Linked DNA regions of Mus musculus: regions 2 and 3 are each linked to region 1. The links are chromatin loops, found by intact Hi-C in ENCODE. Cell type or tissue: left cerebral cortex. All regions are shown on one strand. Links, peaks and the distances in the headings refer to the core of each region. The heading gives the core; the rest is flanking DNA.

Region 1 (8,085 bases), core at 1,911-6,910:
AGTTTTTGGCCAGCGTGGACTATTAAGCAAGACCCTTCCTCATTGCTATACTGTTGGTTAAATACATTACATTGTTATCATTAATTTCATTTGTGGCCATTAGTTACTTGTGATACATAAAATGTTAACTATTGTTACTTGTGTACATAAAAATGTACAGTGTGTTTCACTGGGATGGAATTAGAAGGCCTGTTTTCTTCTGTGTCAGAGGGACTGAGTAGTTTCTTTGGTATCTCCATGGTTGCTACTATGTAGCACGTGAGCATATTTCAGCTTCCACCCATTCATTTCTGAAATCTTTACCAGATTGGACTTCTCTTGAATGAGTGTGACAGATCTGAATGTCCTAATTCATGAAGGAAGACATATGGTGGTGTAAACGTTTCTTGGCTGTGTAATCAAAGAGTAAGCAGTGCATATGTGTGAAATGCTGGTGATAATAATCTTCACAGGATGACTACATTTCAAAAACCTTTCACAAGTTTTTATTCTTTTATTCATGTATGTATATGCCTTTCACATGTTGTTATTATTCTTTGTGTGTATTCATGCATGTGTGTATGTATGTGAAGGCCAGAGGACAGCCCTCAATGTCATTCCTCAGTTGATGGTCATATATGTATATGTGTGTATGTATATTATATATGCACTCTCCAAGTAGATCAGTGAGCCCCAGGGGTCCACCTGTCTCTTCCTCTCCACACTGAGGTTAGGCACTGTGTTTACAAGTAATACCACCAAATCTGGCTTTTGTTTTTGTTTTTGTTTTTGTCCCTCTCAACCCCACCCTAGGTTTCTGGGGATTGAATAGAGCCATCTTCTCAGATCCTATCTCCTTCATTTTCAATTATTAACTTTCTCAGGGTGAGCTGTTTGGTACAATGACTTTCTGACACATATGGAGTGTGTGAGTGTAGCTGGATAAAATTGAAGTTATATTCTGTGTGGTCACATGCACCCACCCAAGCATAGGCACAAAGCCCAGATAAACCCTAATTAATTCTCAGAACTCTCTGGGGTATTCATAACCAATTGAATCAATTAGCTGTGAAACAGAAATACAGACAAAGGCCGTGATTATTTTTTTAACTAGAAACTCTAGACTTTAAGAAAGTAAACAAATTATAAGATATTTACACAACAACATTTGACCCCTGACTTTCATAATTTTGCTTCTCAAAGAGATCAGGTTTTGCTTTAATGCTTACCTCAGACGAGAAGCTATTTGCTAAGCTGAATATTTTATTGACCTGAAGGAGGTCTGGCTATGATCCATCTTTATAGTTAGATGTTATTTAAGGAATATAGTGGCAGAAATAAATTAATTATTTGTCATAGAATTTTGTGAAGTTTTTCAAGACAGCAAAGGGTCTGGCATCTAAGTAATTATGAAGTATTAATTTTAATGAATTTTAATATAGAGATTCATTGCATATATATGTGTGTAAAGAGTAGGGACTAATGGTATATCTGAGTTGTTAGAATGCTTGGTCAGAATGTATAAAGCCTCAGATTATACCACCAGCATTTCCTAAACCAAGGACGGTGGCCCATGCTTGTAATCCAGCACTCTGGAGGTAGAGGAAGAGATTCATAAGTTCAGGATCGTCTTTAAGTACATAATGAGTTAAAGGCCAGTCTGGGACCTGAGAAACTATATCTAAAAGAAAAAAAAAAAAAAACAACTCAATACAAGCACTCAATTTGGCTGTTTTTAGGATCTGCATGGTAAGCTATCTCAAGACTCCAAGGCTGTGCCTAATTCATGAGAATTCAGTTCCATCTGTAGGTACTGAGGCTGCTTACCAGCAAAGCTATGAGGATGTCACAGAACTATACAGGTGAGCTATGGGAAAGCTAGTATATGATTCCACCTTAAGATGTTACCATGTTTCAGGACCTCAAGTTGATGGTGTATGGCTGTACTAGGGAGGGAGGTGGTATGCTTCTAAGAGAGAAGACATTTGATTGACATCTTTTTAGTTGCTTATCAAAGCTTGGGGCATCTTCAACTATGATGCACAAGATTAATGATCATATTTCTATTCAGCTAGCCAGATAAAGTCTTAATCTTTATTATTATTATTATTAACAACAGTACATGGTCTTATGTAGTCCAGGCTGTTCTTTAACTTGCCATGTTTCTGCAAATTACTTGCTATGTGTTGGGGTTACAGATGTGAAGTTTTTATGGAGTGCTAGAGATCAAACTCAGGGGTTTGAACATATTAGACAAGCATTCTACTTAGTATATTCCAGTCCTTGTCTAGTTATATCTTCAGCTTCTTTGAGATATCTTTGCTTACTGCTCTCCAATCATTTGATGTCCTGCCCAGGCTTTGTTAGCATACTATATACCATGGCCACTAGACTCTGCTATGTTACAGGCTCTCACATACTAGTGTATATATATATATACACATATTATATATACACACACATATATATATACATATATATATAATATGTCATACATGTCATATAACATAGCATATATAATATAGCATTAAGATTTTTCATATACAATTTTGTTTGATCCTTACAATTTATGAGATGCATCTCACCAATTTCTTTCCTCAGCTGGCAAAGACAAGGCTGGGGAGAGAGTTAACATCATAGTTGAAAGTACTATTGTTCAAACCTAGAACTTAACCTAAATCAGTGCCTTTTTGTTTTTTTGGACAAAGTCCACTAGCAACTTTATACTCCTCCCATGTGTCAAAAACAGAAACACTACCTTTAATTACCCATAATTATTGTGGGTGCAAGTGTTGTTTTTATTTATATTTTATTTAATGGCTCTCTCTCTCTCTCTTTCTCTCTGTGTGTATGTGTGTGTGTGAAGGTCAGTGGAAAATTGTTGGGGGCTGTTCTCTTTTCTCACCATGTAGGATCTGGGGTTAGAATTCAGGTAGTCTTGGTGGTCGGCACCTGGCAGGCTGAGCCATCTTGGTGGCCCATGGACACAAGTATTGCTAAGATCCCAAACAAGAAAACCTCAGCAGGACTCACCGACATAGTGCGACCAGCACAGGCACTGGTAGACAAGTTGAATGATAGATATAGCCATGTAGAGATAATAAGAGTCTTTCCCATGGCTATGTGCACGCAAGAGTTCTCTTGTGGACTTTGGGAGGGTGAATTCTTGACGGACCCCTGAAAGGACGATACATTTGCTGGGACCAGTGATCATCGGATGGACTGAGAGCAGTCAGAAGGGAGAAAATGTGATGTTTCCTCTGACCTAGAGCCGCATGGCCAAGGAGACTGTGCAGGAGTCTAAAAAGCCAAGGGATTTCTTTGTTTTGCTTATTATTTTTAAAAGAAAGGAGGGATGGATGGAGAGCCCTCAGCACCAGCTGTAGATGCTCAAATTCTGGGGACCACAGGAGTTTTAATAGGCTTAAAATATCATGCAAATTAACTGTCAAACTGAACTTACTGTATTGTGTGGGACAAACTCAGGTCAACAGCGACTCTCTTGAAGTTTGCCATTCTTTGAAGACAACATTTATTTAAGGATCACATTTTCTAAGTAAGTCAGAAAGCAGCTTCAGTCACTTCTCTAGACTTGGTCCACTTTGTTATTAAACACCTTAGAGTTTGCTTATCACCCACTCCCTGTGGAGTTGGGGGTGTGTCAGTGCCTGAGTTTTGAGGCAGCCTTAGCAGCGAGGGAATAGCCTATCTAGAACAGCCTTCCCTCCGAGCGTTCGTACTGTGTTTTTTTTCAGAGGGTTTTAGGTTGCTTAGATTGAGGAATTTTCAAGAAACAGATGTATTTGAACTGCGGTGTTAAGTCCTGCTTATTTAAACAAGTGGGTCACCAAGAAACTTTAAGGTAAATAGTGGCCTCAAGAGGAAGTACCAGGGCGTCCACGCGTCTTCAACCTCTCTCGGGAGCAGCCAATTAATCTCTGCTACAGAACAGCGCCGCCCGGCCTTGCACCGGAGCCAGGCACTTAGGATAGAAACCCTGCTTTGCCTGACCTGGAGCTTCCTATCTTCGCCAGCGCGACTCGGTGGCTCTCGGGCTCTAAAGGCGTCTCCGAGCTTAAACTGCTTTCTCCCAGGAAGGGGATTAAAAGTCACAAAGAAAGGAAGAGGACCTCGCTGGAGCCCTCTGGGGGCGTGGGTGGGGCGTCCCGGAGTGGGCCTCCCACTGCAGCCTACGGCAAGTGGGCTGGAGGAGGACGCGCCCTGCCCCGCGCTGGCCCGAGCACAGCGCCGCGGGCTGCGACGCGCTTCGCCGTGCGGTGAACCGAGCGGCCGGGCAGCGGCGGAGGCCTCGGGGCGCCCCGCCCTGCGCCTCCTCCTGCCGCCTGCGCGCGGTGCTGTGCGCCCAGCCCGTCGCTGCTCCTCCTCCCTGCCTCGCCGTCCCCTCCTCGGAGTCCCGACTGAGCGCGAGCGCCACACGGCCCCGGGCCGCCGCCGAGCGCGCCAAGACGCCGAGACGCCGAACAGGTGGCCGGAGGCTGCAGGCGCCCGGGCGGGGACAGGCAAGGCCAGGCGAAGGCGGCCGGGCTGGACATGGTAGCCGGGCAGCTCTGTGCGGCCGCCTGCTCGCGCCTCTAGCCGCCGGCGCGCCGGCGCAGCGGCCCCACCGCGCCCTGCGTACAGTCTCCCGGCCCAGCGCCGCTCCGGCCACGGACAGCGAGGGACGGCGGCATGAAAGTGACCGTGTGCTTCGGGAGGACCCGGGTGGTCGTGCCGTGCGGAGATGGCCGCATGAAAGTTTTCAGCCTCATCCAGCAGGCGGTGACCCGCTACCGGAAGGCCGTGGCCAAGGTGAGTGGCCTGGGGCGCGCGGCGGGGAGCGGACGGGGGAAAGGCGCGGGGATCAATATGGCGCTTCCTGGAGACGGAGGAGGGAGACCGGGAGGCGGGGAAAGGGAAAGTGCCGCAGCCGACGGCCTCGCCGGCGCCCCCGGCCCGGACCCGCGGCCGTAAAGTTCTCGGCGCGCTCCGGCTGGGCCGCGATCGCCACCCTCACGGTCCCTGGACACTGTCTGGGTCCTCCGGGCTTAGGAGTGGACGGCCGGGTGCCCAGAGCCCGCACGGGGCGAGGCAGAGTGCGGCACGCGGGAGGCGCGGCGTTGCCTGGCGGGGCGCCTTTGCCCGACCGTCCGCGGGCCCTGGCAATCCAGCTCCAGGCCTCTCCCGGAGCAGGCCTGTCCCGGAGGGTTGCCCACGGAACTTTGGGGAGTGTGGGAAGAGTTGAGCGATCTGGTACACGCGGGAGCCGCAGCCGGGCCGTGGACCTTCTGTGTTCTTGCGGGATCTCCGAGTCGCGCGTGCAGCCGTGTTTGGGTCGGCCAGGCTCATGGGCTAAGGTGGGGGCGATGGAGTGGCTCCGGTGCTCGGCTCCTTAAAACACCTAAGCCTAGACTCGCTCCTGGAGTCAGAACTCCCTCTGGCTCTCTACCCCTACCTAGCTGGATGTGCTCCAGTGAGGAGCCCGGGCTTCACTGGGCCTGGGGTCGAAGTAGCCTCTATTTCTCTGTTTTCCTCATGGAGAACATTGTCTCCATTAAACCGCATTCCTCCATAATAGGTCAGAAGTGGAAGGGCGTTTTGTAGGTTGTTTTACCCTCTGTGTTTGACAACAGCCCACGCTGAAGTTTCGTTCTAGCACCTGAGGATATTTCCTTTGTATGAGAGTGGAATGTGTTCCCTTTGGTATTTCCCCGTCTGTTGTCTGTTCAGTGGCCTGCCTTCTGTGACTTCAGAACAAGCGAGAGGAGAAGGTGGCTTTGTCTGCATATGTCGCTGAATGCTCGTGGGTCACCCTCCATTTTTCGCTGAAATTAAGAAAGGGCAAAATGGTTACACCGTTGTTTTGTTTTGTTTTGTTTTTAGTCTGTGTTGGAAAATATAACACAAGATTGCCCCTTTAAGGAGACTTTGGGGGATGGTTGGCAATCTGGTACAGGGATAGGAGATGCTGAGTTCAACAGCTGTAAGTGTTCTTCCAGTTGGTCGAACTCATTGAAAAATCAAACAACATTAGTGGAAATTGGGCACCTGTTTATCTTGTAAAGCTGACAAGAGGGGAAATCCTCTGTAACTTCACACTTAAGTGTTTTAAGCATCATTTCTGACTGACAGTTGGTGATTTACTATTGTAAGGGAAAACCAGGTTGTCTTTGTACTCTGCAGACAAACATCATTAGTTGTGAAAGAAAAGAAAAATGGCAGTAACATATGTAGAATATAGAAGTGTGCCTACTTCCAGAGCAGAGAGCATGACCATGTTGACCTCTTGCTTTGCCGATTTTGTTTGTAAAGCTAGCCATGTTTCTTTCATCTTGCACACCCTGGGCAATGGTCAAGTTGCCTGTTGGGAAATACACAGGTAACTGTTTGACTGGCTGAATTATTAATTTTTCCATAGGAATGAAACATTTACTATTTCAAGTCATATTAAGTATTTATTGTGTTGTGGGTGTTGGGCATCTAAGGGATATGTAGGATTCTTTGTTCTTAATAGGTTGTGAGAGTCTGAGACAAGATTCTTGTGATCCCTCAGGTGGGGACAGCCGTGGTGTTTCTGTGGGGAAATGTTGTCCCTGGGATGTTGGAAGGATAGAGTTGAGGGCCCTTGCTGATAGGTGTGGACTATTCTTCACTATCAGCAGTGGCTGTCCAAAGTCAAGGGGGAGGGGTGATGAAAGGGTCCCAGAAAGAGTAGGAGGTCTGAGTGACTTCTAGCTGTGAGAAGACCAGGTGGGAGAAATGAGGGATGGAAGAGAGACTGTGACATTGGACTAGTAGACAAGACAGTCAGAAATGATTTACTAGTTCCAAAAAACTCAGTTTAGGAGATGGTGTGTGTGTGTGTGTGTGTGTGTGTGTGTGTAGTGAATGTTTTTCTATGTGTGTGTGTTCTGTTCAGAGGCCAGAGGTCATTGCTGGGTGTCTTTCTCAGTTTTTCTGTGCTTTCAAAAGAAATATTTGAGATGAAATATTACAGAACCTGGAGTTCAAGGCCAGCCAGGGCTACATAAACCTCTCTCTGAAAAAGATAGATTTTGCAATAGTTGGAGTTTAACTATTGGATCACAAGACTTTTGACTCATAAGTGTTCAAAGGGCTGGGCTCATAACACATAGCTTTACTCCCTGAACTTGGAGGTAGAGGCAAGTGAATCTCTGTGAGTTCAAGGCCAACCTCATCTGCAGAGTGAGCTCCAGGTCACACAAAGCTACATAGTGAGAACCTGACGAACAAACAAACAAACAACACACAAACAAACCACAAATAAGCCAAAACCCCAAACCAAAAAAACGAGGGCTGACTCAGTCACTAAGAGCACTGGCTGCTCTTCCAGAAGTCCTGGGTTGGATTTCCAGCCCCTACATCATAGCTTACAACCATCTGAAACTCCAGTCTCAGGGGAATCTAATGCCCTTCTGGTCTCAGCAAGCACTGTATGCATGTAGTGCACATATATGCACACAAAACATCCACACACATAAAATGAACAGTTGAACTTAAAAGTGTTTAAAGGCTTAAGGGAGCTACTTCATGTACCTGTTGTTTTTCCTCTGGGATGGTTAGATAATGACTGACATTAGTTTTTTTACACTTATCCTGTCCTATATAAGATGACTAGGGAGCAAACATATCAACATTGTTAGTGTTGCAACTTCTTTTCTCCTATTTCTTCTGCTTAATAAAACAGGGTAGATCCTGTATAAAGAACTGGGTAGCCAGGTAATAGTAATATCTTGCTTCGGTTGCTAGGTGACACGAGACATGATGAGCTCCCACCTTATGGGGAAAATGTGGGCAGGCAAACCATGTTTAATCTATGAAAAACCCCATGAAGCAGAAGAAACAAAGAAGGAGAAGAGCTGGGATTTAAAAATCAAAACAAACCAAACAAACAGAAAACACCCAGCCAAGCTTTCTGTGCACTAAGCACTTTGTGGTATGGTGGGGCTAATTTTCTGGTATTCTGTTTACGTTATTCGAGCTGTTTTCTCTGTAGGTTGAACGAATCAATTTCTGGCCAGCAAAATGCCATGCCTTAGCACTAGAAATATCCTTAAGGAGCCAATGTTTGATGGCTTACCCTTAGTC
Region 2 (6,543 bases), core at 1-5,000, 120 kb after region 1:
TAAAAGTGTTTTTTAAAAAAATATATAACATGCTTGAGTAGTCAATACAGCCAACCCTGTAATGTATAAATTTTGCATCTGTGAATTCAACCCCAAGTCAGAAATATTCTGGAAAAGTAAATAAAAAAATGAAAACAAACCCTAAAAATTGCATTTTTAAAAAGTATACAGACCTTTCTGTCTCTTTGTTCTTACTTAAACAATGTAACATGGCAGCTGTACCCATCACATTTTAATGGTTCTGTTAGGTATTATGTAATGTAGACCGGATATAATGGGTGCAGGAGGAGTCAATGCTTGCCTGGCATGACTCCCAGCACCACCAATACAGTGCATGGCAGAGTTTGTGTGGATAAATTCTGTGAAAAGTTTGCACCATCTTGACACCAGCAATTTGAGCAGCTACCTAGGTGGTGGTACCTGTGGGATCCTGGGATCAGTCCCCCATAGATCCTGAAGACTGACTGCATTGATAAAGTTTTTACTGAGCTCAACAGAGGGTCAGTGGAGTTTTGGGTTCAGAAGAAGTGTTTGTCACGTAACAGGAAAGAAGCAAAGGCATTAAATGCTTAATTCACTTTTTTTTTTTTCCAGCAGGGGTACATAGGGGAAACTGTAAGCAGATGTGAATAGTCAGGGTCAGATTATAATTTTGGAAGGAAAAGCTAAGGGTCAGAATGTTCTGAGGATCTGACCTGGGGCTGTCTCTATCCCTAAGGGGATTGTATGGCCATCTCAGACCTGAGGGGAAATTTGGTTTCTAAGTAGGCAGGGTGTGGAAATGTGTGCTGTGTGCCTGTGTGGCAGATCAGTGCCCTCATGTTAACTAGCAGCTTGGGAAGAGCTTATGGTGGTCGAGCCCAAAGTTTTGAGTCTGATAAGTGAATAGATTCAGCGGCATCAAGGAAGTAGTCTAATAGGAAGTAGACAGATGTGATTGGGTCTGGCCTGAACTTCACTAATATTAGCACCATAGGCATTCTGCTGACCCGTGAAGCTATCTTGTCAATCATTTAAACAGCTATGCGTTGCTGTAGATTCATGGGTGCTTTCCCATGGAAAGGTAGGGGGCTTCTTGCATCCTGAATGGCAAAGTTTGGGTCATTTAGCTTAGCTCTGTGTCCACCTCTCAGGTCACATGTGAACGCCAATCATTCCTATCACTCCGTGTTGCTTCGAGGGGAGACTGTTACTTTACTTATATTAGTTGTCTTTAATTCTCACTTTCTTTTCTTTGAAGATCCTTTTCAGGAAGTGAACAGTAGGGTTCTCTGATAGTTCTTTGAACTGTTTTTTTTTTTTTTAATTTCCTTCACAATTTTACCGGCCCCAGGTGTGTTTTCCTTCACCTCATCTCATTAGAACCATGCCATCATACCCGTATTTCCTATAAGGCTGTCAGTTTCACATTAAACCACTTAATAAAGACAAGATGCGGACTGTGAGGTGGAAACGTCTGGTTTCTTTGGAAAGTCAGTTATGCCAAATGATGTTTTGCTGGGGCACACAGGTGAAAGGATGTTTTGCTATAGCAGACATGTGAATGAAAGTGCGATGTTAGCTGGGTGTGGTGACGCACGCCTTTAATCCCAGCACTCAGGAGGCAGAGGCAGGTGGATTTCTGAGTTCGAGGCCAGCCTGGTCTACAAAGTGAGTTCCAGGACATCCAGGGCTAGTCAGAGAAACCCTGTCTCGAAAAACAAAACAAAACAAAACACAAAAAAAAGAATGTGCGATGTTTAGAAAGAATATAAATATGACCCCATAGTCAGTGAGAGCTCAAACATTGGTTTGCTTTGCTCTGTCTGTCTTACTAGCATTGCTGACATGCATGTATTGGTTTATCTCGCATTGCATTGCTGAGCTCTGCCTATGGTAACTTCACAGAGAGAAACACTCACCAAAGAACTTCTTGTGAGGTTCCTGTGGCTTCTTGATATTTCCGTGGACTTGGGCCAGTTGTCAAACCTTGTGGTTTCTTCTGGATTGAACTGCCCTTGCTGATTTGTGTGTGGTGTCTGCCAAGTAGACTGGTCTGCAGCTGCTGATTCATGCTTGGTGTTTGCTAGTGGACTGGGCTAAGAACAGCAAAGATTGAAATCTCCCCCAAAGAACTATTTCTAAACAGGTCTGCTTCCCCGTACCCTAATAACCTTTCTCTTCTACTGCCTCTGGTGGGTGGTGGGCTAGAGTGGAGGTTGAACCCTTATTAAAGTTGGTTGAGAAAAATATATGCCTACAGATTGTCTTGTGGGCTCATGTCTTGTGTTACTGGGGCTCAGCGTATGAGCATCCCCCCATGACTAGTGTTCATGTCTGCGCACCATGCACTGCACTGTCTCTTCCTGGAATCTTATTTTTGCCCTGAAGTTTCATCTGATAGTCATCAGGGTCAGAGGTGGCAAAATCTGCTTTTTGACCAAATGTTGTGGACACACTGTGGCTTTCTCAGGGTCCTGTGGGTCAGCCTAACCTCTGTGCATTTCCATAGCCCAATCTCAGTACCTTCCTCTTTCTTTAAAGAATGTCAGCTCTTGATCATGGCTAGGCCATTGATGCTATGCTGTTTCCAGAGTTCATTGTAGAAACTGCTAGTTCCTAAGGAGGGGTTTTGTCTAAACAAAGAAGGAGTTCAGTTCTTTCTGGTGATGATTACTAATCTCTGGGGAATTGAGGAAGTCATTATTGGGTATTGGGGTGGAAGCTACTGGGACTCATCTGTTGTTGGATCTTATGAAACACAGTCTTTCTTTTTCAGCAGGTCTGCCCCCACACTCGGAACATTTTTCCCTCATTATCCTCTCTCAGAACTCTGAGTTCTGCCACTCTGGCAAGTCTTTAGCCGTCACATCTGCACCCCACCAGCACCACTTTCTTTAGCTGACAACTTTTAAACAGTTTCCTGACAAGTCTGCTTGCGAATTTGTACAAGCTCCTCTGTTTGATTGAGGAGTTTGACTAATCACTGTACATGGCTGTACTTAGGCCTGGACTGACTGATTCCCTTTCCCCAGAATATGTCTGTTCATTTGATGCTGTTTGGGAGCCTGTGAGCACACACAGGTGCATCTTCTCCTTGCTCCATTTGAGTGAGGCCATCGCACAGCTTCTGTGAGCAGTGTGGGAAGTGTAGGTTATCGTGGGGGTGTCTGCTGGAAATTTCTCTGCCTTGGTTTTGCCTGTTCCTTCAAGGATACTGACCAGGCCTAAAAATCTGTTTCAATTGCACAACTGCACTGAGAAGTGGGAAACCGGCAAGGGAAGGTTGGGAAGAATATCAGGGATAATGGGTTTTCTGAGGAAAACCCGAGATGCCTGCATGAGGGAGGCGGCCAGTTAGTGGCTTTGCCCTGTGCTTCTCCATACAGAACGTGAAGGACCCAAGGAAATGAACATGGCACATCTTCACTAAAAGCTGGGCCTCACCTCAGTATGCACTGTTAGACCTATGTACAGCCAGCCTCAGGTGAGGCCCCCAGTACTTGCTCAGTGTGACTTAATGCTGAGATCCACTCTCCTGGGAATGGGGTGGCTCTGCACAGCACAGTGGTTGCTTCATGGTGTCTCAGGTCCTAGGTGAGAGCTTTGTGTTAGCCTTGGAACCGCACAGGTGTCCCAGTTCTACTTCAGGAGAACGAAACGGCACTTTGGTTTTGCAGAGCAGCTGTGTGCTGAGAAGGACTTGGGAGTCATCTGTGCTAGGGGGCTTTATTGGCATCTTGAAGACTGTTGTCACATTGGGTTGGCTGAGGAGAACTTCCAGGTCCCTTGAGGACTAGGCTGGTAGTCCCAGTGGTTACCGAGGATAGGGAGCATCACTGTGGTGGCTCTCCGGACATCTTCAGTTCCTGCTCTGTTTGTCTGTATTTATTTTGGGTAACGGTTGGACCTCCTGCCTCATTTTCCCAAGTGCTACGGTTATAACCTTATACCACCATGCCCAGATTCTCTTTCTGTCCTCCCTGTGTGTAGCCACTTTTGGCTCAGTAGGTAATGCCTTGGATGGCAGAGAAACAGCTGGCTTGATTCCCTCTTAGGAAGGAGACTCAAGGGACAATGGGTGCTCAGTATTAAGGGAAAGATGCTGGGAATAAGGTTCCTTCTTTCCTCAGACCAAAAGAAAGAATATGTGGGAAGTGTTACTGCATTAATTTTTGCCATTTGCCTAATTCTGTGGAAGGGAGATGAGCAGGTGTCTGTGCAGTCTCTGGATACCATGTTTCCCTGCACATGCGTGGACATAGAACTTTTCCCACACTCACTGGATGGTGATGGCAGCTGCTTAGCCACTCCAGTGCACCCACTGCCAAAGTGTGGTCAGGATATGCTTGGCTTTTGTCTGCTCCCTTTGTGTGTGTGTGTGTGTGTGTGTGTGTGTCCGTCTGTTTGTCTGTCTCTCTCTGTGTCCATCTGTCTGTCTACACACACACACACACACACACACACACACACACACACTCTTTTCCTCCTTCTGACCTAAGTGATGGTAGTGTACCGAGCTGGCTGGCAAGAGAGTTTCCAAAACTAAACTCTTAAGTCTCAGAGTTTGCTAGGCCCTCTCTCATCATCAAGACAAGTACAAAAACAGTGACCTTTCTGGTTCTCCCCCTGTGTGCTGTGGAGTGCTGTAGTGCCCTGTCCCGGACCTCTGGTGATAGATATGCTTGGGACTATTAGCTTTGTGGTTGAGTTGCAAATCTGGGTAAATATTTGTGCAAAGCCAAGCCTGCCCCTGGCTGCCTGCATAGCCGTCTGTTGGCAGCTGTAAGTCCTTTGAAGTCCTGAAATCTGCTGAACTTGGACCCTCCGTCTCAGCCTTTGTAGCTCTGTGGGCATATTTAAAGCTGATGATGTTGCTTTCCTGTTTGTGGAGGACTTGTCAGTGGCTGTAAGTTTACCCTGGCTGCTTTCCAAGGAGCGGCAGGAATTCTGACCTGGCCAGGAAGTATTAAATGATAGGCCATCTGAAACAGCTGGGTGTCTGTTAAAGTGTCACCTGGGGAGATACACTATTTCCATATTTTTGTATATTATTTGGATTGTGTAATGTCACAGGACTTTTATCAAAGACACCTAGCAGCATCCCCAACATGCACTATAGCTCTTGGCACTGGGAGTAACACGGATTACATCAATATTAAAAAATAAGCTATCAAACATTCATGAAGGTTGTTGGATTTTCTCTCAAGAATGTCTTTGAAGCTGACTTAAAATTGCCACATCTGTTACGATGACTGTGTATGTGTTTGAAGATAATGAAGCATGAACCTTCAGTCTGTTTAAGTCAGACATAGTCCTCATACCTGTGCACAGACTCGTGGTGACCCTGGGATAAGGAGAGTTTTTCTGTTGATAAACATGTATTTTTGAGTATTTTATGTGAGAACTGCATATTGTGTTTCTCTCTGGAATTGATGCAGATCTGCATACATCCTGAACCTGGAGGAACCCCCTCGATTCTGCTCCTTGACGTCATTCTTTGAAATTTTAATTTAGGCTACTGAGGCAGCAGCTACATTCCACCACAGTATCTGCTGTCTACACAGGACAAAGTTGGATTTCCAAGTGTGTTGTTCTTTCTTTCCTTTGTGGAGTGCTTGCCACAATTCACTCATCCTGGGATTTCTCTCCAGTAGTTCTTGTCAACCATTAATAGTCACCAGAAGGCAGCAAGCAAAGCCCTCACCTTTTCACAGCAGCTGGAAATCACAAAGTAATTAGGGCTACAAGGAGCTTTTGAGACTATGAGCTCTGGCAGCGGTTTGATTTTGTGTCAGGTAAAGATCTGCTCCTGCGCACTCAAAGGAAAAAACATCTTTCAAAGTTTCCATTTTCACTGCCTTTCCTGTTTTATGTGGCAGACTGCAGAATTACTCCAAGTCTGGGGAATATTTGTAAGATTGCTGAGTTTGCTAAAGCTTTGCCCGACAGACTCTCACCGTCGCTTTCCTTATGTGCTTTACATATTTCCTGTCAGTAGATGCCCCACTGATACCTACAGTGCATCTTCTGGATGTGAGGTGTAGCCTTGATAAAAGACAAGCCGTCACTCTAAAGGGATGCAGCTTCCGGCTTGCTACTTATTATGTAGGGAGTCCTAGGCCATGCGGGTTTATTCTAGGAAGGGATGAATAATGGATCGTTCTTCAGTGTGATTCTTACACGCAGAAGAAAAAAAAAGTTTAAGTTCTTCTTGTGAAATTGTTATTGCTGGTGAAGGCAAAGAAGTAGTAGTAGTTGGGATTGGTGGTGTAGCTCAGCAGAGAGAGAGAGAGAGAGAGAGAGAGAGAGAGAGAGAGAGAGAGAAGTTTGTACTCATATAGAAAGAGATCAACTTTAGTTCTACTGGCAGAAGAGAAAGGACAAAAGTGTTATTTATAAAGTTGTTTTTTTTTTCCCCTAAAACAAAAGTATATGTTAAGTACCCAGGGGCAGGTGGTGTGGATCAATGGTCTGAGAGGACTGAGAGGGGTGTGAGACCCGAAGAGGGGCCAGATCTATACCAGAAGCGGTAGTTAAGAAGCCAGTGAGCACTCCTATGTT
Region 3 (6,543 bases), core at 1-5,000, 77 kb before region 1:
ACTAATCAACTTATCAAACTCACCAACAGCCCACCTGAGAAAATAATGGTAGAGTGTGGACACACAGGTTAATGCACGTATCTGCATTCCAGTCAGGTGATTCAGGTGACTCCTCCGATAAAAAGAGGGTAATTCTGTAATTTTTTTTTTTTTTTTTAGTTTTACAGGTTCAGCTCTTTATTGGACATATCAACAGAGCAGTTTATTCAAAAAGACCAAAGCCCATGTCATCTTCCGACTCCTCAGACTCTTCCTTCTTTGCTTCCACTTTCTTCTCCTCAGATGGGGCAACAGAGGTGGATGGAGCAGGACTATGAGCAGGCACAGCTCCAGCCGCTGGAGCAGGCCCACCAGCCCCCACATTGCAGATGAGGCTCAAGAGGGTAATTCCTGAGCGCCACCTAGGGCAGAAAAAATTTCAAGGCAAATGACCACAACTGTTATCTCAAAGGAAACAAGAGATGGCTTACTCTGGAGCCATTTTGAAGGACACTGGCCTGGGAACACAGATTCAGGTTCCCCCAAATTCCATGTTCCAATGTCGCATGTAATTTTTGCTTCCCAACCCTCACCTAGGTTCCCCTGGATCCTCAGATGAAAAACAAAAACAACAACACACATACACACATATCTCTATCTATCTATCTATCTATCTATCTATCTATCTATCTATCTCCTTCTCTCTTTCTTTCATCTATCTATCTTTCTATCTATATCTCACAGAACTATACTGAGCTCTGTGCCACATGTAAAGAAGGTCCCTTAGTTAGGGTTTCACTGTTGTGAACAGACACCATGACCAAGGCAACTCTTATAAGGACAACATTTAATTGGGGCTGGTTTACAGCTTCAGAGGTTCAGTCCATTATCATCAAGGTGGGAACATGGCACCATCTAGGCATGCATGGTGCAGAGGAATTGAGTGATTTCTTGTATAGATAACCATGAGGCCAACCAGACTGAAGTCAGTTCTGCTTTCTGTGGTGGTATATAGCCTTGATTTTAGTGAAAGGCTTCAGTAGGCTGGTGTCTGTTTGCACCCTGACAGATCTGTGATGTAGTAATCCCTTATACTTATAATAGATGGAGCAGTGCCTTCAGCAATGGGAACATTTTAGTGTCTTTATACAGAGAGATATGTGGTATGTGTATATAGTTATGTCTCTAGGCAGAATGTGACAATTTATTAACTTGTTCATTTCTAGTTACATTGTTATAAATTATATTAATGTGGCTTTCAAAATGTTGCATCTAAAGCTATTAGTTTTGTGGGCTTTACATTTCTATATTAATGCTTCCAGTTATAGTGGGATAAAACTAACTTCTGGGGATATTCTCTGGGTCTGTCTACAGTACCCTGTTGTTAGGTTTCTAAATTTCCCATGAACGTTCTCTTGGTGTGATGAAGTTTGACCTTACAATTGGTACCCAGTGCCCGTTGTGATGTCTGCATCGGAAACAACAAGTCCATCTGTGGTGTCCCTTACTGAAAAGGACACTCTGGAACAGGGGGAGTTTGTTTCTGTTTGTGTTTCTGTTTTGAAGACAGGGCCTTACTATGGCTGACCTGAAACTCTTTATGCAAACCAGGGCCCTGCCTTCAATTCCCAAGATCTTTCTGCGCCCCCCCCCCCCCCTTCTCCTCCTGGAATGCAGAGACTAAAGATGAACACACCACTGTGCCAGGCCAAGCGTTTCTTCTTAGTGCCCCCAACCACCCCCACAAACAAGGAAGTTCCTACTAGATGATCATAACACATATGGGATCGGATATTGAGTTCATTCCACCATGACACAGCTAGAGAGAGAACTTTTAGCTGGGCATTTGAAGGCCAATGTTCCATTGCACTATGTGGTGCTAGCTTTATGTCATCTCAACACAACTAGAGTCATCTGTAAGAAGGAAACTTCAATTGAGAAAATACTTCCAGAAGACCAGGCGGCGAGGACCTTAGGACATTTTCTCAATTAGTTATTTATTGATAGGGAAGGGCCCCGCCCATTGTGGGTGGTACTATCTCTGTACTGGTGGTCCTGGGTTCTATAAGAAACCAGGCTGAACAAGCCATGAGGAGCAAGCCAATAAGCAGTAATACTCACGGCCTCTGCATCAGTTCCCGCTTCCAGGTCCCTGTTCTGTTTTAAGTTCCTGTCCTGAATTTGATGATGAACAGCGACAATGAAGAATAAGCCCAACAAACCCTTTATTCTCCAACTTACTTTTGGTCGTGATGTTTTGTCGCGGCAATAGTAACCCTAACGAAGACAGACAGAAGACGCTAGAAAGTTCTCCCATGAACGCTGGGTTCCTGTTTCCCGGATACTTTTCCACCCTGGCTGACAGCTTTGAAATGACCAAGGTAATTAAGGCAGGAGACGCAGGTGAGCGGCACTGTATTCTTCCTTCCACAAGGTGGCGTGCCACGCCTACTAGGCACATTTTCATTCCCTGGCGACAAATGCACAAAGACTTTTCGCCAGGAGAGGTCGCAGAAACACTACCGGTTTTTCTCCACCTGTTGAGTGGGACCATCTTTATCTACACAGCACAGAACTGTGGTCAGGATGGAGGAAGGTGATCATTTTAACCCCGGTGACTATTTGTGAATTAGAAGTTGGCATGTGGCCCTATTCTATCAGTGTTATATTAAAGGTTTTAGCTAATTCTCCCTGAATAAATAGCATAAGAATAGAAAAGGTATATCATTTTTATCTGCAGACAGTATGATAACACTTCTGCAAAACACGAGACCATCAAAACAGTGAAAAAGCTACTATTAACATTAAGAAAAAGTTGCAAGTTGATTGACCAATAATTAGTATATATGAATTAACAATTTTTAAAAGCAAAAACATATTTTAATGAATATTGAACAAACGACTATGTATTTTCAATTTTATTTTAATTCTCTGTGTGTGTGTATACACTAGTGCCATGTGGTCCCGTATTTAAAGCATACCCATACACAGGACTCTGTCCTTCCTAGGCATGGCTCTGACATGAAGTGCGCTCTAGACCATTTGATTTTCATGTGGAGAAGTTGTTTTAAGTTAACAGGCTGGCAAGATAGCTCAGTTGGGTAAGAGCACTGACTGCTCTTCCAAAGGTCCTGAGTTCAAATTCCAGCAACCACATGGTGGCTCACAACCATCTCAATGGAGTCTGATGCCCTTTTCTGGTGCTCTGAAGACAGCTACAGTGTACTTATTTATAATAATAATAATATATAATTATATTATATTTAATATAGTAATAAATAAGTGAGCAGGGACTGAGCGAGCGGGGTTGACCGGAGTGAGCAGAGGTCCTAAATTCAATTCCCCATAACCACATGAAGGCTCACAGCCACAGTGTATTCATAAACATAAAAAATAAGTAGGGCTGGCGATATGGCTCAGTGATTAAGAGCACTGACTGCTCTTCCAAAGGACCTGAGTTCAAGTCCCAGCAATCACATGGTGGTTCACAACTAACTGTAATGAGATCTGATGCCCTCTTCTGGGGTTACTGAAGATAGCTACAGTGTACTTACAGTGTTATAGCAGCCGGCAGCAGCTGGAATCACAAACTTCAACATGGTTTCTGATAGCAGGCTGGATCATGAACAACAAGAGTCTGAGGTACAGACCATCGACATCAACATAGCCTGAGGCATCAGCGCGGATCTCAGAATTCGGTCTTGCCTTTGGCAGCAGCACTGACCACGAAAGTCTTTCAAAGAGACTTAGTCCAGAAAATGAACATACTTCATCTTGATTATCTCGTTGTTCAGAGTCAGGGTGATCGTGCAGTTGGGCAGAGTGTCAGGGGCAGGACCTCCGAGAGAGAGCTCTAGGCTGCTTGCTGTACACCACTCAGCCCTTGGCACTGTCAACCCAGGCATAGCCAACAGGCTTGCAGTCCGCGGGCACAGCGCTGTGGCCGCTCTCCTCCCAGCACAGGGCAAGCAACAAGAATAGGGGCAGCAGCAGAGGCTCCACGATGCTTTGGTCTCGTAGTGGTACTGGCTTCGCAGGCGACCGAACCAGGTAAGCCTGCGGTGGCCTGTCTCCAGCAGCCCGAGAAGTCGCCGGACTCGTCAACGACACGCTCCTTTTCGAGAAAATTTTAGTCAAGCCTTAAAGATATAAGTTGAGAATTACAAAAGTGGCCTATGTGGCTAATGCTAAGGTGCTGAGTCTCTTTGAGACCCTCAGCCATGCTCCCAGCGAGTTTCTCAGCGACCTCCAACTCTGCTTCATACCGTCTATACTGAAATCATCTCTATCAAAATCACGGGTCTGTAGACAGCAGTTCCGAGTTGAGCCTGTACGGGGCACCACTGATAGCGAGCGGCGTTAGAGCCATATTTATCACAGTGTCTTTATCTGTCAGGTTTCTTAAAATGTTATTTTGTTAATAGACAAAGGTTATTAAATATTAATTTACCCCTGTCTCCTGTATTCATTCTTCCCCCGCCAAGCACTCCGTTTGTCTCTGCAAAAGGTTTTTGCTCAGGAAAATCTACTAAAAGAGATTTCCATGATGCTGACTGACAGGGCAAGAGGAGCGGGCAGGCAGCCAGAAGTGCCAACTAGTCTGAGCTGTGGCCGCTCCATGAGAGATCACAGCTGGGACCCAGCAGAGGAAGGGAACAGCAGTACCACTGGGGGTCCCTCTACTGCTCCTTACCAGGGTGTCCAGGGTTGACGTTCCTGTACCTGTGGACTACTCACTCTGCGAACCCGGATAAAGCATGCTGAGGAATGGGGCAGACAGCATGCTGAGAGAAAGAGGACCCAGAACCGCAGGAAGCCTAGGTCTTCCTAGACAGCTGTGAAGTCTGCTCAGCTGTGTCTCGCAACACCAGCCAGTCAGCCAGGCCTGGGCTACCCACACTCAGCTTGATCCCTCGGCCTATCCTCCTAGGATGTTGCTCTTGTCCAGCTGCTGGCTGTAAATAAGGTGTGGCACAAAAATCACTTTCCCAGATTGGAGATATGTGTGTGTAGCCAATGCTTGGATGAAGTTTGTTCTCCTCCATAGTGGCTTTGCCAAGATTTTTTGCAGGTTACACTTTTTTTTTTAACGATTTATTTATTTATTTTATATAAATGAGTACACTATCACTATTATTTATTTTATATATATGAGTATACTATCACTGTCTTCAGACACACCAGAAGAAGGCATCAGATCCCATTAAAGGTGGTTGTGAGCCACCATGTGGTTGCTGGGAATTGAACTCAGGACCTCTGGAAGAACAATCAGTGCTCTTAACTGCTGAGCTATCTCTCCAGCCCAGCAGGTTACACTTGTAAACTCAGTAAGATCAGATTTTTTTTTTCCAACCAGCAGAGGGTGTAGCTCCTAAAAGTATTGAGCTGGATGCTTAGAAGGAGGGTGGCAAGGAACAGTAACAATAGTAAATTTCAGCACCAGAAAAATAGAGCACTAAAATCAACAGCAAACAAGAGGGGCTGGCGAGATGGCTCAGCAGGTAAGCTCTTCCGAAGATCCTGGGTCCAAATCCCAGCAACCGCATGGTGGCTCACAACCATCTGTAATAAGATCTGATGCCCTCTTCTGGTGTGTCTGAAAAAAGCTACAGTGTACTTATGTATAAGAATAAATAAATCTTAAAAAAAAGAAAAGAAAAGAAAAAGAGAAGTGTGGAAAAATCAAAAATTTGTAAAGAGGGCTGGAGAGGTGGCTGTGTTAGGAGCACTAGCTGCTCTTCCAGAGGATCAGGATTTGATTCCCTGCACCCCGATGGCAACACACAACTGTTTGTAACACTATTCTCAGGGGATCTGGCACCCTCTTCTGACCTCCAAGGGCACCAGGCACACATGAGATGCACAGACATACATGCACATAAAACACAAAGCACGCATACACATAAAATAATAAAATAAATAAATATTTTAAAATAATTAAACACATTGATAAATTAGGGTATGCTTTTTAATAATTACATATATTAATAAATTAGTATAATTTAATGAAAATCATAAGAGAAAAAAGGAGGGATCGGAATTAAGGCACACAGTGAAAGAACATGGGTGAGAGTGTCATCCTGTCAGCCGGGGGCAGAGTGTTGGTTTAGTAAAGTAGTCATAGGTTCTCCTCCAAGATCCATTACTCACTTGCACTGAGTAGTTTGCTAGTGTCCAGCAGCAGGTAGAGTTTCTCTCTTGTTGAGGGGAGGTCTTAAGTCCAACTAGAGAGCTGTTGGTTGCTATCGAGGTGTGCGTGCCACTACTGCACCTTTTATGCCATTTCTACACCCTTAGAGTTACCATACCATGCAGGTCACCATGGTTCATTAGCACCGTAGCTGGGTAGGAATATTGGTTGCTTCTCTCCTTTGGAATCTTGGTAACTTTTTTTTTTTTTAGATTTATTTATTCATGTATGTGAGTACACTATCACTGTTGCTGTCTTCAGACACACCAGCAGAGGGCATCAGATCCCATTACAGATGGTTGTGAGCCACCATGTGGTTGCTGGGAACTGAACTCAGGACCTCTGAAAGAGCAGTAAGTGCTCTTAACCGCTGA

Evidence for each region. A loop is a pair of places that touch in the nucleus more often than their neighbours do. Peaks named below come from ENCODE experiments on the same cell type or tissue, not always from the same donor. Only the 100,000 strongest peaks of a DNase experiment are listed, where the experiment ranks them.
Region 2: it touches region 1 in a loop (2.9-fold over the local background); 9 of 42 quality-filtered maps call a loop at or near these places.
Region 3: it touches region 1 in a loop (3-fold over the local background); 12 of 42 quality-filtered maps call a loop at or near these places.

Annotation. Positions count from the first base shown.
Region 1 is chr8:127,059,686-127,067,770 of GRCm38, forward strand. It overlaps Pard3 (par-3 family cell polarity regulator), which reads left to right and starts at 4,371. Exons shown (of 25, transcript NM_001309391.1): 1 at 4,371-4,788. The coding sequence starts at 4,669. In left cerebral cortex, for the core only: a CTCF peak has its summit at 4,317; DNase peaks (open chromatin) are centred at 4,010, 4,322, 4,783 and 5,174; H3K4me3 peaks cover 2,227 bases; H3K27ac peaks cover 1,614 bases.
Region 2 is chr8:127,179,447-127,185,989 of GRCm38, forward strand. All of the region lies in intron 2 of Pard3 (par-3 family cell polarity regulator), which reads left to right. Among named protein-coding and RNA genes, the nearest start is that of Pard3, 120 kb to the left of the region's middle. In left cerebral cortex, for the core only: no CTCF peak of the experiment used is centred there; a DNase peak (open chromatin) is centred at 2,837.
Region 3 is chr8:126,984,225-126,990,767 of GRCm38, forward strand. No RefSeq gene overlaps it. Among named protein-coding and RNA genes, the nearest start is that of Gm29688, 8.1 kb to the left of the region's middle. In left cerebral cortex, for the core only: CTCF peaks have their summits at 2,451 (motif pointing right) and 4,306; a DNase peak (open chromatin) is centred at 2,456.